Regions from separate parts of the Homo sapiens genome. Here region 1 is linked to region 2. A link is a contact called in ENCODE Hi-C or POLR2A ChIA-PET data. All regions are on one chromosome and are shown on one strand. The core of a region is the stretch at or near the end of the contact, and the rest is flanking DNA. Distances in the headings are between cores, read along the strand shown. Region 1 overlaps SYNM (synemin). Region 2 has its middle 28 kb from the start of SYNM.

Region 1 (6,540 bases), core at 192-2,691, 58 kb after region 2:
AGTTCCTATCAGACTGTGCAGACTTGCGCTTCTCTGCACCTTATCCCTTAGCACCCAAACATTTAATTTCACTGGTGGGAGGTAGACCTTGAAGACAATGAAGAGAATGCCGATACTCAGACTGCAGCTGGACCGGCAAGCTGGCTGTGTACAGGAAAATTGGAAGCACACAGTGGACTGTGCCTCTTAAAGATGCCTTTCCCAACCCTCCATTCATGGGATGCAGGTCTTTCTGAGCTCAAGGGTGAAAGATGAATACAATAACAACCATGAACCCACCTCACGGAAGCTTTTTTTGCACTTTGAACAGAAGTCATTGCAGTTGGGGTGTTTTGTCCAGGGAAACAGTTTATTAAATAGAAGGATGTTTTGGGGAAGGAACTGGATATCTCTCCTGCAGCCCAGCACCGAGATACCCAGGACGGGCCTGGGGGGCGAGAAAGGCCCCCATGCTCATGGGCCGCGGAGTGTGGACCTGTAGATAGGCACCACCGAGTTTAAGATACTGGGATGAGCATGCTTCATTGGATTCATTTTATTTTACACGTCAGTATTGTTTTAAAGTTTCTGTCTGTAAAGTGTAGCATCATATATAAAAAGAGTTTCGCTAGCAGCGCATTTTTTTTAGTTCAGGCTAGCTTCTTTCACATAATGCTGTCTCAGCTGTATTTCCAGTAACACAGCATCATCGCACTGACTGTGGCGCACTGGGGAATAACAGTCTGAGCTAGCACCACCCTCAGCCAGGCTACAACGACAGCACTGGAGGGTCTTCCCTCTCAGATTCACCTGGAGGCCCTCAGACCCCCAGGGTGCACGTCTCCCCAGGTCCTGGGAGTGGCTACCGCAGGTAGTTTCTGGAGAGCACGTTTTCTTCATTGATAAGTGGAGGAGAAATGCAGCACAGCTTTCAAGATACTATTTTAAAAACACCATGAATCAGATAGGGAAAGAAAGTTGATTGGAATAGCAAGTTTAAACCTTTGTTGTCCATCTGCCAAATGAACTAGTGATTGTCAGACTGGTATGGAGGTGACTGCTTTGTAAGGTTTTGTCGTTTCTAATACAGACAGAGATGTGCTGATTTTGTTTTAGCTGTAACAGGTAATGGTTTTTGGATAGATGATTGACTGGTGAGAATTTGGTCAAGGTGACAGCCTCCTGTCTGATGACAGGACAGACTGGTGGTGAGGAGTCTAAGTGGGCTCAGTTTGATGTCAGTGTCTGGGCTCATGACTTGTAAATGGAAGCTGATGTGAACAGGTAATTAATATTATGACCCACTTCTATTTACTTTGGGAAATATCTTGGATCTTAATTATCATCTGCAAGTTTCAAGAAGTATTCTGCCAAAAGTATTTACAAGTATGGACTCATGAGCTATTGTTGGTTGCTAAATGTGAATCACGCGGGAGTGAGTGTGCCCTTCACACTGTGACATTGTGACATTGTGACAAGCTCCATGTCCTTTAAAATCAGTCACTCTGCACACAAGAGAAATCAACTTCGTGGTTGGATGGGGCCGGAACACAACCAGTCTTTTTGTATTTATTGTTACTGAGACAAAACAGTACTCACTGAGTGTTTTTCAGTTTCCTACTGGTGGTTTTGATATTGTTTGTTTAAGATGTATATTTAGAATGACATCATCTAAGAAGCTGATTTTGCTAAACTCCTGTTCCCTACAATGGGAAATGTCACAAGAATGTGCAAAAATAAAAATCTGAGGAAAAAACCCACATTGTTCCTAAAGAGAATGAATATTTTCAGTAGATTTTGATGTTTCCTTTAAACTCTAAGTAAAGAATCTGTGTGTTTACATGCATGTTTTTAGGGTAGCAGAGAATTACTGGGCAGAATATATATGAAAAGTTCCAGTTCTCTAATTCCTCACCTGAATCGGAACTCAATATTGGGAGCACAGAGCTAGAAAGCCTGGCAGACAGAGCATAAGCCAATTGGCTTGTAATCAAATATACACTGGACAATTTGTGGTAAAAATGTCATCATCACAGCCTGAATGACTAGTGGCAGTAGGACACCACCAACCATCCCATTTGGGATGGAGAGGTTTCTTGGGATGTGGTACTTTGAGTGCTAAAACCAGGACTGTCCTGGGCATACCAGGACAGTTGGTTACCTTATAAGTGCAAATTGGAGGGTTAACCCTAAGGCATGGCCATTTCTTAGGGGCTTGAAAAAACTGAGGTAGTTTGAGACAAAGGAATAGCTAGATATCTTTACCCGTTTGTAACCTTGTAGCCCTTTACCAAAAATAGAAAAACACAAGTAGCTATAGTCTTCCTCTCGTTGAAGTCAACAGAATTAACAGATGGGAGACATTGGAGGGAACATTCCTAAATTCATTGCTTCCTGGGGTGGGGTGGGGTGGGGGCGCTAAATTTTAAAAATGTGTTTTAGTTTTTGTGATTCCAAGCTACGCTTCAAGAAGTACAGAAAGGAAGAAGTAACATCAGAATTCACATTTATTTCAAAAACTCGGCATGGACTCTCAGTTCAGGCTGCTGTAACAGAAAGCCGTAGCCTGAAAGGCTTAAACAACAAACATTTATTTCTTACAGTTCTGGAAGCTGGGAAGTCTCAAGGTGCCAACAGTTTCATTTCCTGGTGAGGGCTCTCTTCCGGGCCTGCAGACGGCTGTCTTCTCACTGTGTCCTCACATGGTGGAGAGAGAGATCATCTCTCTGGTGTCTCTCCTTATAAAGCACTAATCCCATTCATCAGGGCTCCACCCTCATAACCTAATCACCTCTCCAAGACCCCACCCCCAATACCATCCCTTTGGGGATTAGGGCTTCAACGTGAATTGGGAGCATATGAACATTCACCCCTTAGCTGACTCCACCCATGTCAACTAGATAGGACACACGGTGAGTAGTGACATCTTACACGTTTTTAGCACACTGCTGATGTCCGACAGGCCTGGGTCTGGGACCAGTGTGTACCAGCAAGCATGGTCTGTGGGGTCAGCTGTCACGCTCCTGAGGAAGACAATGGTCCCTGCTTCTCTCCACCCTGTCGTGGCTCTACTGAGTTTATTTTCCCCATCAATACTGGAGGTGGTGCCCTGCACAAATGGCCCCAGGGTGGTTTTGATGTCCCACTGGGGGCTGGAGGGGAGGGCCCTGTGCTGCAATCTGCTGTCATAGCACCAGCCTGCAGCCTCATGGCCACAGTCTGTGGGACCAGGGGAGGGAGGGGAAGGGACATCACTGCCCACACCTGCACCCCTACCCCTGGGTGTTCCATCCACCTCGATCTGGCACTGGATCTCCTCGTTGACATCGTGGAGGAAGGCACTCAAAGCTTCCTGTTCGACTTTGCCATCCTCACACGACTATGGCCTCCTTCCAGGGGGCTGAAGACTGCTGTGTACACGATAGTGTGCCAACTCAGGAAGCAGCTCCAGGTGGCATCCAGGTTTGTCCTGCCTGCAGTGGAGGCCACAGGAGGGATGCGAAGCAGCAGGGAGTCTGCGGTCTTCCCCCCGCAGCCTCCGGCTAGCCTTTCTTTTCACTCCCTTACACCTGCCTCCTGGGCCCCAGGCCAAGTCAGGTGTGTCGGCCTCCTGCCCCTCCTACTGGGCTCTTTCTCAAACCCCTTTTCAGGCTCCGAAGAACTCTGAGGCAGGCTGCACTTTGAAAACACATGCTGACAGCAGCGTGTTCAGGTTTCCCTTTATTAGCGTTTTCTTCTCATGTTATTCTCAATCCCTATTAGCCTCCTATAAGAAAGGACTTCCTGAAGTTCACTGTCCAGATCTAACTCCACACCTATGCAAGGAGCTGTGTGTACAAGCAGATGCCGGGCTGACTCCTGCACAGGGCGCACTGAACTGTTGAAGAGAAGTTTTTCAGCCACAGTAGTGCTGATGGGTAAAAATTCTTGTTGGCAAGAAAAACCACTTAGGTGATAGAAAACTGCTTTATAGCATATATCACCCTGAAGGGCATCCACTGTCAAAATGTGGCCCACGGGAGGCTTATGGTCTCACTGTTGCATGTTGGGGCCAACAGTTGGCCTTGGAAATCTGTATCCTGACTGTTGAATTCCATTTTCTAGGCGGAGGTGATTTGTACAGCACCCTAAATGACAGTGCCCAGGAATGTCCTAGGCTTTTTCAGGGTGGGGGCCTCAGTCTGCTGTTGTGCCGGGCCGGGCCTTCCCCAGCAGGGTGTCCTGAGGGATGCTGGTGCAGAAGGCCACTTTGGCTTTTGATGCCTGCCTTGGCTTCGAAGCAACCTTGGGGGCCCTGCAGACAAGCAGAGGGTGGGGTGAGTGTGGTGCCCCTCAGCCCCCCACACCGTTCCCATCCAGCCTTTGCTGCCCAGCAGGTGCCCAGACCCATTTATGAGAAGACTTGGTAGGGGCTATAAATGAGAGGAGAATTGTAGCACAGAGCATAAAACATGAGATGTTTTCCTCCCATCTTTTATTTTTTTAATTTTTTTTTTTTCAGACAGAGTCTCACTCTGTCACCCAGGCTGGAGTGCAGTGGCCCCATCTCGGCTCCCTGCAACTTCCGCCTCCCAGGTTCAAGCAACTCTCATGCCTCAGTCTCCCGAGTAGCCAGGATTACAGGCACATGCCACCACGCCCAGCTAATTTTTGTATTTTTAGTAGAGACGAAGTTTTGCCATGTTGGCCAGTCTGGTCTCAAACTCCTGGCCTCAAGTGATCCACCGCCTCGGCCTCCCAAGGTGCTGGGATTATAGGCATGAGTCACCTCGCCTGGCCCCTCCCATCTTTTAAAATCACCTGTGACCATCCTCACTGAGCTGAGGCCCTCAACCCTTAGCTGGCTTGGTGAGCAGGACATGGGTGAGGAGGATGGTCAGGGTTGCACTGGAGGCCTCCCTGGCTCGCCTTCCCTGCCCTCAAAGGGGATGGCGCCCTGCTGGCCAGGTTGTGTCTGCTCCGGGCTGTGGCCCTGTTTCCCTGAGCAGACTCAGGCAGCCCTGGGGCTGCTCTCTGCGGACCAGGCTCTGTGAGGTAGGCCCTCCACGGCAGAGCGCTGGGCCTCTGCTCGGGCTGAGAAAGGACGTAGGGGCCAGCCTTTAAGGTCAGTCAGTGAACCTTCCGGCTCCAGTCCTGACGGGCATCCGAGGGCAGAGGGAAGCCGGAAGCAGGGCTGCAGGAGGCCACAGGGATTCCCGGGGCCCTCCCCCTGCAGCAGGTGCCTTAGCCTGCAGGGGCTGGTCTGCAGGAAGACAACATCCAGCATATATTTCTGACTTAAAGGATGAATTATTTTTAAATACCTGGGCAAGGAAGATCTTTTACAACTCGGGTTTCAAAGGAACTTGTCCTTTATGCAAGTTATGGGAAGTCAGCAAAACATTCCAGAGAAGGTTACACAGAACCTTCTAGAACCAGCTTTCTCTTGAGATTCTGAATGGAAAGGGAATGAGATAGAGAAAGTGTGAGGGACGCCAACTCACGTGGACAGCATGCCCATGGCCTGCTGGGTGGCCAGAGTCCTTTTGTCCTGCGGTCCATATAAGAGGGTCTGGATCTGGAGACACTGTAGAACACCAAGCAGCTATCATGAGGCTATGGAAGTGTCGCTGAGAGCAGGAAACTAAGGTCTCCCTTGAATGAGAGAAAGATGACCTCATTCTTAGGCCCTGCTGTGATGGAATTAGCATGCTCCTGGGATGTCTCCTAGTGACTGACCTTTGGTTTGGATGTTCTGAGGGATCTAGGCAAAAGTGAACAGTTTTAGCACTATTTCACAAAACTCTCTGTGACTATCTGTATGCAAAAAATAGATTTAAAAGTAGTATTTTTAAAAATAAAGGCAAGAACCTTGGTACTGACCAGAGGATGGGCTCCAGTTTCTATTTTTAAATGTGGCCCTTGTTATAGCCTGGAAAAGATTTAAAAAAATAGTTTTGTTTTTTTTGTAAACACATACTCTACTTTTATTAATATATAGGCTGTCTATACTCTTGACTACACAGCAATGTCTTAGTTATTAGGAACCAAATATTCAGCTTATGGACTACCCAGGGCTGGCTTTGGCTTGATTTCTCCCTTCTGCTTACTTTAAGTCTTGCCATTTGATTGCTTGTAGTAGGCTAGGGCAAATCAAGGAGAGGAGAAAGATTAAAGTTGTGCCCAAAATGGCCAAAATAATTTTGAGAAAGAATGAGGTGGAGAGGTGGAGGAACTTGCTTTACTGAATGCCAAAGACCCTTTTATTTTTTTAAATAAAGTAATTAAGACAGCATGTTTGTCACCCGGGGTAGACAAAAAGACCAGTGGAACAGGGCAGAGAGCCCAAGCCTTGACAGATGACAGAAATGGCCTTGCGGGATTGGTGAGGAAGAGGTGGGCTAGTCAATAAATGGGTACTGGGACCGCTGGTTTTCCAAATGGAAGAAAATGGATCACTACCCCAAATCAAACACAAATATTAAGCTCAAGAAAGATTTGAAGGACTAAGTGTGAAATGCAAAACTTGGAGCTTTTAGATGAAAATACTGGAAAATATATATATATATATTTTTTGATGGA
Region 2 (7,163 bases), core at 2,492-4,991:
GCATAAAAAACTTGAGTAATTTTCCCAGCGTCTCTCAGGGAGGAAGTGGCAGAGCCAGAATTCAAATGCAAGTATCACAAGCCATGGGGCCCCAGAGATGGGGCAGTTACCTGCTATGCTATCCTGTCTGTGTGGGGCTTTCCTGGACCAGTTTTCACAGGTTCATCAGTCAGGATGGGCTACTAGACCATGCTACATACAGAAGTAACCCTCAAATCTCAGTGGCTTAAAACAACAAAAGCTTATTTCTTGCTTATGCCACATAATTACTGAGGGTCAGCTGATGTGTCATCGTGGTCCTGGACAGACAGAGCTAACCCATCTGGAACACTGCCAGTTGCCATGGCAAAGAGGAAAGAGAGCATAGCCCCTATGTATCAGCTCTTAAAGGCTTTTCCCCTAGAAAGTGGAGCTCATCACTTCTGCTCCAGTTTCACTGGCCAAAGCAAGTCACATGGCCAAGCCCAACTGCAAGAGGCTGGGACAGTGCAACCCTCCTGCAGAGAGAAGGGCTGATGAGCAGTTTGCAGAAGAGGAGATGAAGCTGACTTGCAAGATGCGCATTTGTGAGCCTCAGGAAATAAGTAGAGCTGTTTGGGGGCCCAGAGGACAAAGTTTGCACAGAGTTAGGAAGATGGCTTTCCTCCCTACCTCTGCTGCAGCTCCTTAGACAGCACTGGTGGCTTCAGAAAACTCAGGATGCCCACTTATCAGGACTATTGGCATGCAAAGGGGCACATTTCTGTACCCATTGCTTTGCATATGCTGTTTCCTCTGCCTGGGTCTCTTCCCCACCCCACCTCCTCACCTACTTAGTTCCTTCATCCTTCATATCTCATCAATAAGTTCAGTTCCTCTGGGAAGTCTCTCTTATAGCTTCCACTGGATTAGATGCCCTGCTATACTGCATAGCACCCTTTGGTTTTAATTGCCTGCACTTATTAAAGATTATCCTTGCATGTGGATCTGCATGATAATGGGATTGTGCTTATTTTCCCAAAAAGCCTGGAAGCTTCATGAAGGCAGGCTCCAAGACTGTCTCACTCACCTTGCACCCCCAGCACCTGGCACAGTATGAGGCACATCACCAAGTCTCTCCTTAGTGCCAATGAATGCCAGTGAAGACAGGCCATGCAGTGGGGGACTGCAGCTGATAAACAGGACTGTGGGAACATGGGAGGTTCCCCTTCTAGGACTTCAAGAAATAATTTAGGGGAAATTTCCAGGGGTTCAGAGGTCCTGTAGCTGAGGTAGAGTCAAGACAGGAGAGAGTTCATAGGAACGATAAGCAATATTTTATCAGAGGCCCCCCAGAACCCCTGATCCTGAGTCAAGGATCAGGAGGCAAGCAGTTTATATGAGAGGTGATCTCAAGGCCCACAGGCAGGGGACTAGGGAAGGAGGCAGGAATGGGGAGGAAGCCAGCCATTCTCGTTATCAACGTGGCCACTGGAGCACATCCTACCCAGCACACGCATTCTGGGTGTAGTGTAAAACACATGCCTAGAGTTATCCCATCTAAGCAGTGAGGGAGCTGGGGTATTTATACACCGACTCCAGTTGATCATTGATCCAGGGTTGCTCTCAGGGGGCTGCCAAGTGGACAACGGAGATGGCTTCTGCAGCAAGAGAAAACCTCAGATGGAAATGCAGGTGCTGGCAGTTGCAGAGCAATGGGTATGGGCAGGGCACAGTTGGCATGTGCTTCACTAAGGAAGAGTCCATTTACACCATTCTCACTGTGGCATCTCCTATACTGGTGAGAGCCGAGGTTCTACTCTAAGCTTCTCAACATCCATTTTGCATTTTTTGGCTCTCTGGGAGTGCTCTGGGAAGTCCTTACATAGACTCAGGCTAGTCTGGTGTAGAATTTACGTTTACGGCTTGGCCATATCTCTACTGCTATTTCATTCATCATTCATTATTTCACTTTACAGACCCCTCAAATGCTTACTGAATTTCTCTGTTTGGCAGGCACTGACCTAGAGGCTGGGGTACAACAATCAGATAAAGCACAATCTCTGCTTTGAAGTACTTTATAAAGCAGTATTTCCCAGGATTTAGAGAGGTGCTAAATGCCAAACAAGATATTTTGTTAAATAAGTTTGAAAAGCTTTGCAAAATACAACCTCTTCTTGGATAACTGCAAAGCACATTGACATATTAAAGGCTCTGAGAATGTCTGCAGAAAAGATATCTGTTTATTTTACCTAGGATTTTCCACACTTATTTGGCATTGGAGCCCTTTTCTACCAAATTGCCTTTATTAACATCCCAAGGAACTTGAATTCTGTGGAACATACTTTGACAAAGTTATTGGATTTCCATCCAATCCACTGAAGGCCTTAATAGAGAAAAAAAAGGGCTGAGTAAGCAAAAATTCACTCTCTGGTCTTTGAGCTGGGTCATCAGCTTCACTCTCTGGTCTTTGAGCTGGGTCATCAGCTTCACTCTCTGGTCTTTGAGCTGGGTCATCAGCTTCACTCTCTGGTCTTTGAGCTGGGTCATCAGCTTCACTCTCTGGTCTTTGAGCTGGGTCATCAGCTTCACTCTCTGGTCTTTGAGCTGGGTCATCAGTCCTTTGCCTTTGGAATTGGACTTGAACTGGAACTTACATTATTGCCTCTCCTGGTCTCAGGTCTTTGGCCTCAAGACTGGAACAATACCATCAGCTTTCTTGTGTGTCCAGCTTGCCAACAGCAGATCTGGGGACTTCTCAGCCTCCATTATCATGTGAGTTGCTTCTTCATCATATATGATATATCCTGTTGCTTCTGGTTCTCGGAGAACCCTAACTGATACAAATTTTGGCTGAGATTTTTGATGGGATGGTCCGCAGGGCCTCATGGCTCACAGGCTGCTTTATAGATGAATAGCTACAAAGGAAATCTCGAATCCTTCACATTAATTACCTGCCCTGGGATACAGACACTATCTGTCTCCTCATGGAGTCAGAGTTCTTGGTTCTCAGAAACATATAATTTGTATATTCATTAAAAACACTATTTATACATTCTGATGGGAAAAAGTCCAAATAATAGAAACACTGACAGTAATTACACTTAGTTTTGGAGCTAATTTTATTGAAAAATTGTCCTTAAATTGTTTCTTGACTTTGCCCTTAATCATGACGTGTTAAACACTCACAGGAAATCAGCATATGGCTCTTTAATGAACCAGCAGTGCATGACCAAGAAGTGTGGAGGTTGGTGTTTATTTTGAGATCAAAGGGAGAAAAATGAAGCCCAGAGGTATTTGTTTTCAGAAAAAAAAATCACACTCTTGTGTGTGAGGGTGACGGGAATCTTCTTAATTTAAGTTTTCTCCTGACTGTCCTATTTACTCCCACCACTAATCTGAATCTATAAATAGGGTTTAAATATTGCCCCTCTGGCTGTTTACTACACAGTCAATTATTTACTTTTAATTAAGAGATTTCCAAAGAGCATCCTTCCATTTCACCCTTGCAGCCAAACAACAGAGGGTGTGGCCTTTCCACAAAGAATGACTTTCTGTAACTCACATCCAAGAAAAGACACTGAAACAGGAAGAGACTAAGGAGCAGCTCCTCTCTGACTTGAAGGAAAGTCAGGCTTAATGATGATAATTTTTTCCCCCAGAACTTAAAAAAAAGCTGTATGCTCACTACGTGATGCAGGATGAGGCCCGAATCTGGCACAATTCCTGGTCCCAGGTCTGTTCCGTTCGATCCTTGGTTGCTTCCTGCTTGCCTCCGTCCTTCACCTCCCCAAGAGTTCGGCAAAACCCTGGTTGTCGAAATGCTGTAGTGTGGATAACACGCCATCTAGTGGTTAACAGGACAATTGCAAAAATAGCTTCACAGGTCATATGTCAAACTATTCCAAAATTGGGCTTCAGACCTCAGTTATCTATGCCACTGGTCCTCAGGGTTTGCTTCACATGAAAATCACCTGAGGAGCCTTTAAAAATCTGATGTCCAGGCCGTACCCCATCACAATTAAATCAGAATCTCTGGATGTAGGGCCCAGACATCAGCGTTTTTAAAAATCCCCAGGTGATTCCAAAGGGCAGCCAAGCTTGAGAACTGGTGACCTTTGCAACCAAAACAATGGATTAAAAGGTAGAAACACTTTATGCAGTGATTATAAATCACATGTATCATAAAAAACATTTCCTGTATAAAGCATATATAGAGGTTGCTTTTTTCCTTCTTCTTCATACTTGGATTTTATTGATTTTGTTTAGACAGGGTCTCACTCTGTCCCCCAGGCTGGAGTGCAGTGGTGAGATCTCGGCTCACTGCAACCTCTGCTTCCTGGGTCCAAGCGATTCTTGTGCCTCAGCCTCCCGAGTAACTGGGACTACAGGCGTGTGCCACCACGCTCGGCTAATTTTTGTATTTTTAGTACAGATGGGGTTTTGCCATGTTGGCCAGGCTGTCTTGAACTCCTGACCTCAAGTGATCCACCTACCTCAGCCTCCCAAAGTATTGGGATTACAGGCATGAGCCACCATGCCTGGCTTACAGTAGTACTTTAACATTGCTTTTTCAACTTAATATGTTATGGATATCTCATATAGTCAATACGCTAGATCTAACTCATTTTCTTTTTAAAAAACTTTTATTTTAGGTTCAGGGGTATATGCGCAGGTTTGTTATATAGGTAAACTCATGTTATGGAGGTTTGACGTACAGACTATTTTGTCACCCCAGTATGAAGCGTAGTTCCCAATAGTTATTTTTTTCTGATCTTCTTCCTCCTTCCTCCCTCCACCCTTAGGTGGTCCTCAGTGTCTGTTCTCTTTTTTGTGTCCATGTCTTCTCATCGTTGGACTCCCACTTATAAGTGAGAACATGCAGTATTTGGTTTTCTATTCCTGTGTTAGTTTGCTAAGGATAATGGCCTCCAGCTCCATCCATGTTTCTGCAAATGGCATGATCTTGTTCTTTTTTATGGCTGTATGGTATTTCATGGTGTATATGTACCATATCTTCTTTATAAAGTCTACTATTGATGGGCATTTAGGTTGATTCCATGTTTTTGCTATTGTGAATAGTGCTTCAGTGAACATAATGTGCATGTATCTTTATAATAGAATGATTTATATTCCTTTGGGTATATACCCAGTAATGGGATTGCTGGGTCGAATGGTGGTTCTGTTTTTAGCTCTTTTGGGAATCGCCACTCTGCTTTTCACAATGGTTGAACCAATTTACACTCCCATCAACAGTGTATAAGCATTCCCTTTTCTCCACAACCTCACCAGCATCTGTTATTTTTTCACTTTTTAATAGTAGCCATTCTGACTGGTGTGAGATGGTATCTCACTGCAGTTTTTATTTGCATTTCTCAAATGATCAGTGATCTTGAGCTTTTTTTCTTACGCTTGTTGGCCACATATGTCTTCTTTTGAAAAGTGTCTATTCATGTTCTTTGCCCACTCTTTAATTAGGTTGTTTTCTCCTTATAGATGCTGAATATTAGACCTTGCAAATATTTTCTGCCATTCTGTAGGTTGTCTGTTTACTTTGTTGATAGTTTCTTTTGCTGTGCAGAAGCTCCCACATTTTATTAGATCCCATTTGTCAATTTTTGCTTTTGTGGAAATTGCTTTTGGTGTCTTCACCATGAAATCTTTGCCAGTCCCTATATCCAGAATGGTGTTGCTTAGGTTGTCTTCCAAGGCTTTTATAGTTTTGGGTTTTACATTTAAGCCTTGAATTCATCTTGAGTTGATTTTTGCATATGGTGTAAGGAAGGGGTCTAATTTCAATCTTCTGCATATGACTAGACAGTTATCCCAGCACCACTTATCAAACAGGGAGCTCTTTCCCCATTGCTTGTTTTTGTCAGCTTTGCCAGAGATCAGATGGTTGTAGGTATGTGGCCTTATTCAATGCTATTCCTATCAAACTACCAAGGACATTCTTCAGAGATCTAGAAAAAACTATTTAAAAATTCATATGGAACCAAAAAAGAGCGCAAATAGCTAAGGCAATCCTAACCAAAAAGAACAAAGCTGGAGGCATTACCTTACTCGACTTCACATTTTACTACAGGGCTACAGTAATCAAAACAGCATGGTACTGGTACAAAAACAGACATTTAGACCAGTGGAACAGAGCAGAGAGCCCAGAAATAAGGCCTGATTTTCAATAGCTGTGAAAAATGAAAAAGCATCCGTAAATATGTGTCCTTTGAGGTATAACATCCACCAGTGGATTTCTTTGGTTAGATGGTGTATATGTTTGACATTTAACCAAAGCTTCTGGCCAGCGTTCTTCATCCAAAGGACAGCAATTCACTCTCCCACTAACACTGTATGAACTGTTCCATCTACACCTTCATAAGCACTGAATGCTATCAAGCTTTTTAATTCTTGCCAATATGATTTGTGAGAAATGCTATCATGTTACCTTATAAAATACATTGCATTTCCCTGTCTAGTGAGTCTGGGGATCTTTCATTTATTGACCATTTTCATTTCCCTTCCTATGTATTGCCCAGTCACGTCCTTTCTGCATATTTCTATTGGGTAAGTTTTTTTCCTTATCAGTTCCAAGAGCTCCTTATATATTACAGATATTAACTCAGAAATCAAGAATGTTGCAGATATTTTCCCCAATCTGTTCTTGTGTTTTAACTTTTATTACTTTTTATTTATTTATTTATTTGAGACAAGGTCTTGCTCTGTTGCCCAGGCTGGAGTGCAGTGGCCCAATCACGAACTCCTGGGCTCAGACAATTCTCCCACTTCTGCCTCCATGCCTGGCTAATTTATAAATTTTTTTTGTAAAGACAGGGTCTCCCTAGGTTGCCCTGGCTTCTCTTGGCGTCCTCAAGTGATCCTCCCACCTTGGCCTGGCAAAGTGTTGGGATTACAGTCATGAGTCACTGCACCTGGCCATGTTTTAACTTTTTATAGTCAAGCTTGTCTTTTCTCTTCTGGATTCTAGATTTCCTGTTATGCATAAGCAATACCCCCCACCCATGCCATGCTCCAATCTTGAAATTATACACATTTTCTCCTAAATTTATTCCATTTTTTTATTTTTCATTTAGGGTTAATTCATTCATAATGATTTTATTCATGGCTGGAGGTGTTATTTTCCAGATCAATAACCAATTATGTTAGCAGTATTAATTAAATAAATCATCTTCTCTCCCACTGAACTAAAA

What was found. Hi-C counts contacts between places; a loop is a spot of excess contacts on that map. ChIA-PET counts read pairs that join two places held with the same protein, here RNA polymerase II (POLR2A). Pooled maps may share reads with other maps.
Region 1: a pooled map shows a loop between it and region 2 (2.0-fold over the local background). The contact joins two enhancer-like sites. A Hi-C loop is called at or near these places in 3 of 168 maps with a recorded cell type or tissue (HCT116, cardiac septum and posterior vena cava) and 1 of 50 pooled maps. POLR2A ChIA-PET finds 5 or more read pairs at or near these places in 1 of 52 experiments (activated CD4-positive, alpha-beta T cell).

The regions. Positions count from the first base shown.
Region 1 is chr15:99,133,855-99,140,394 of GRCh38, forward strand. It overlaps SYNM (synemin), which reads left to right. Exons shown (of 4, transcript NM_145728.3): 4 at 1-1,739. TTC23 (tetratricopeptide repeat domain 23) reads right to left here. Exons shown (of 14, transcript NM_001288615.3): 13 at 5,463-5,545; 14 at 2,469-4,273. The coding sequence ends at 4,156. TTC23-AS1 (TTC23 antisense RNA 1) reads left to right here and starts at 5,463. Exons shown (of 2, transcript NR_186223.1): 1 at 5,463-6,540. RefSeq lists an enhancer at 2,910-3,411. Within about 2 kb of position 1,442, at least 4 of the 41 ENCODE cell types and tissues checked have a DNase peak (open chromatin) inside an H3K27ac peak, as active enhancers do.
Region 2 is chr15:99,073,095-99,080,257 of GRCh38, forward strand. No RefSeq gene overlaps it. Among named protein-coding and RNA genes, the nearest start is that of SYNM, 28 kb to the right of the region's middle. RefSeq lists an enhancer at 1-168. Within about 2 kb of position 3,742, at least 12 of the 41 ENCODE cell types and tissues checked have a DNase peak (open chromatin) inside an H3K27ac peak, as active enhancers do.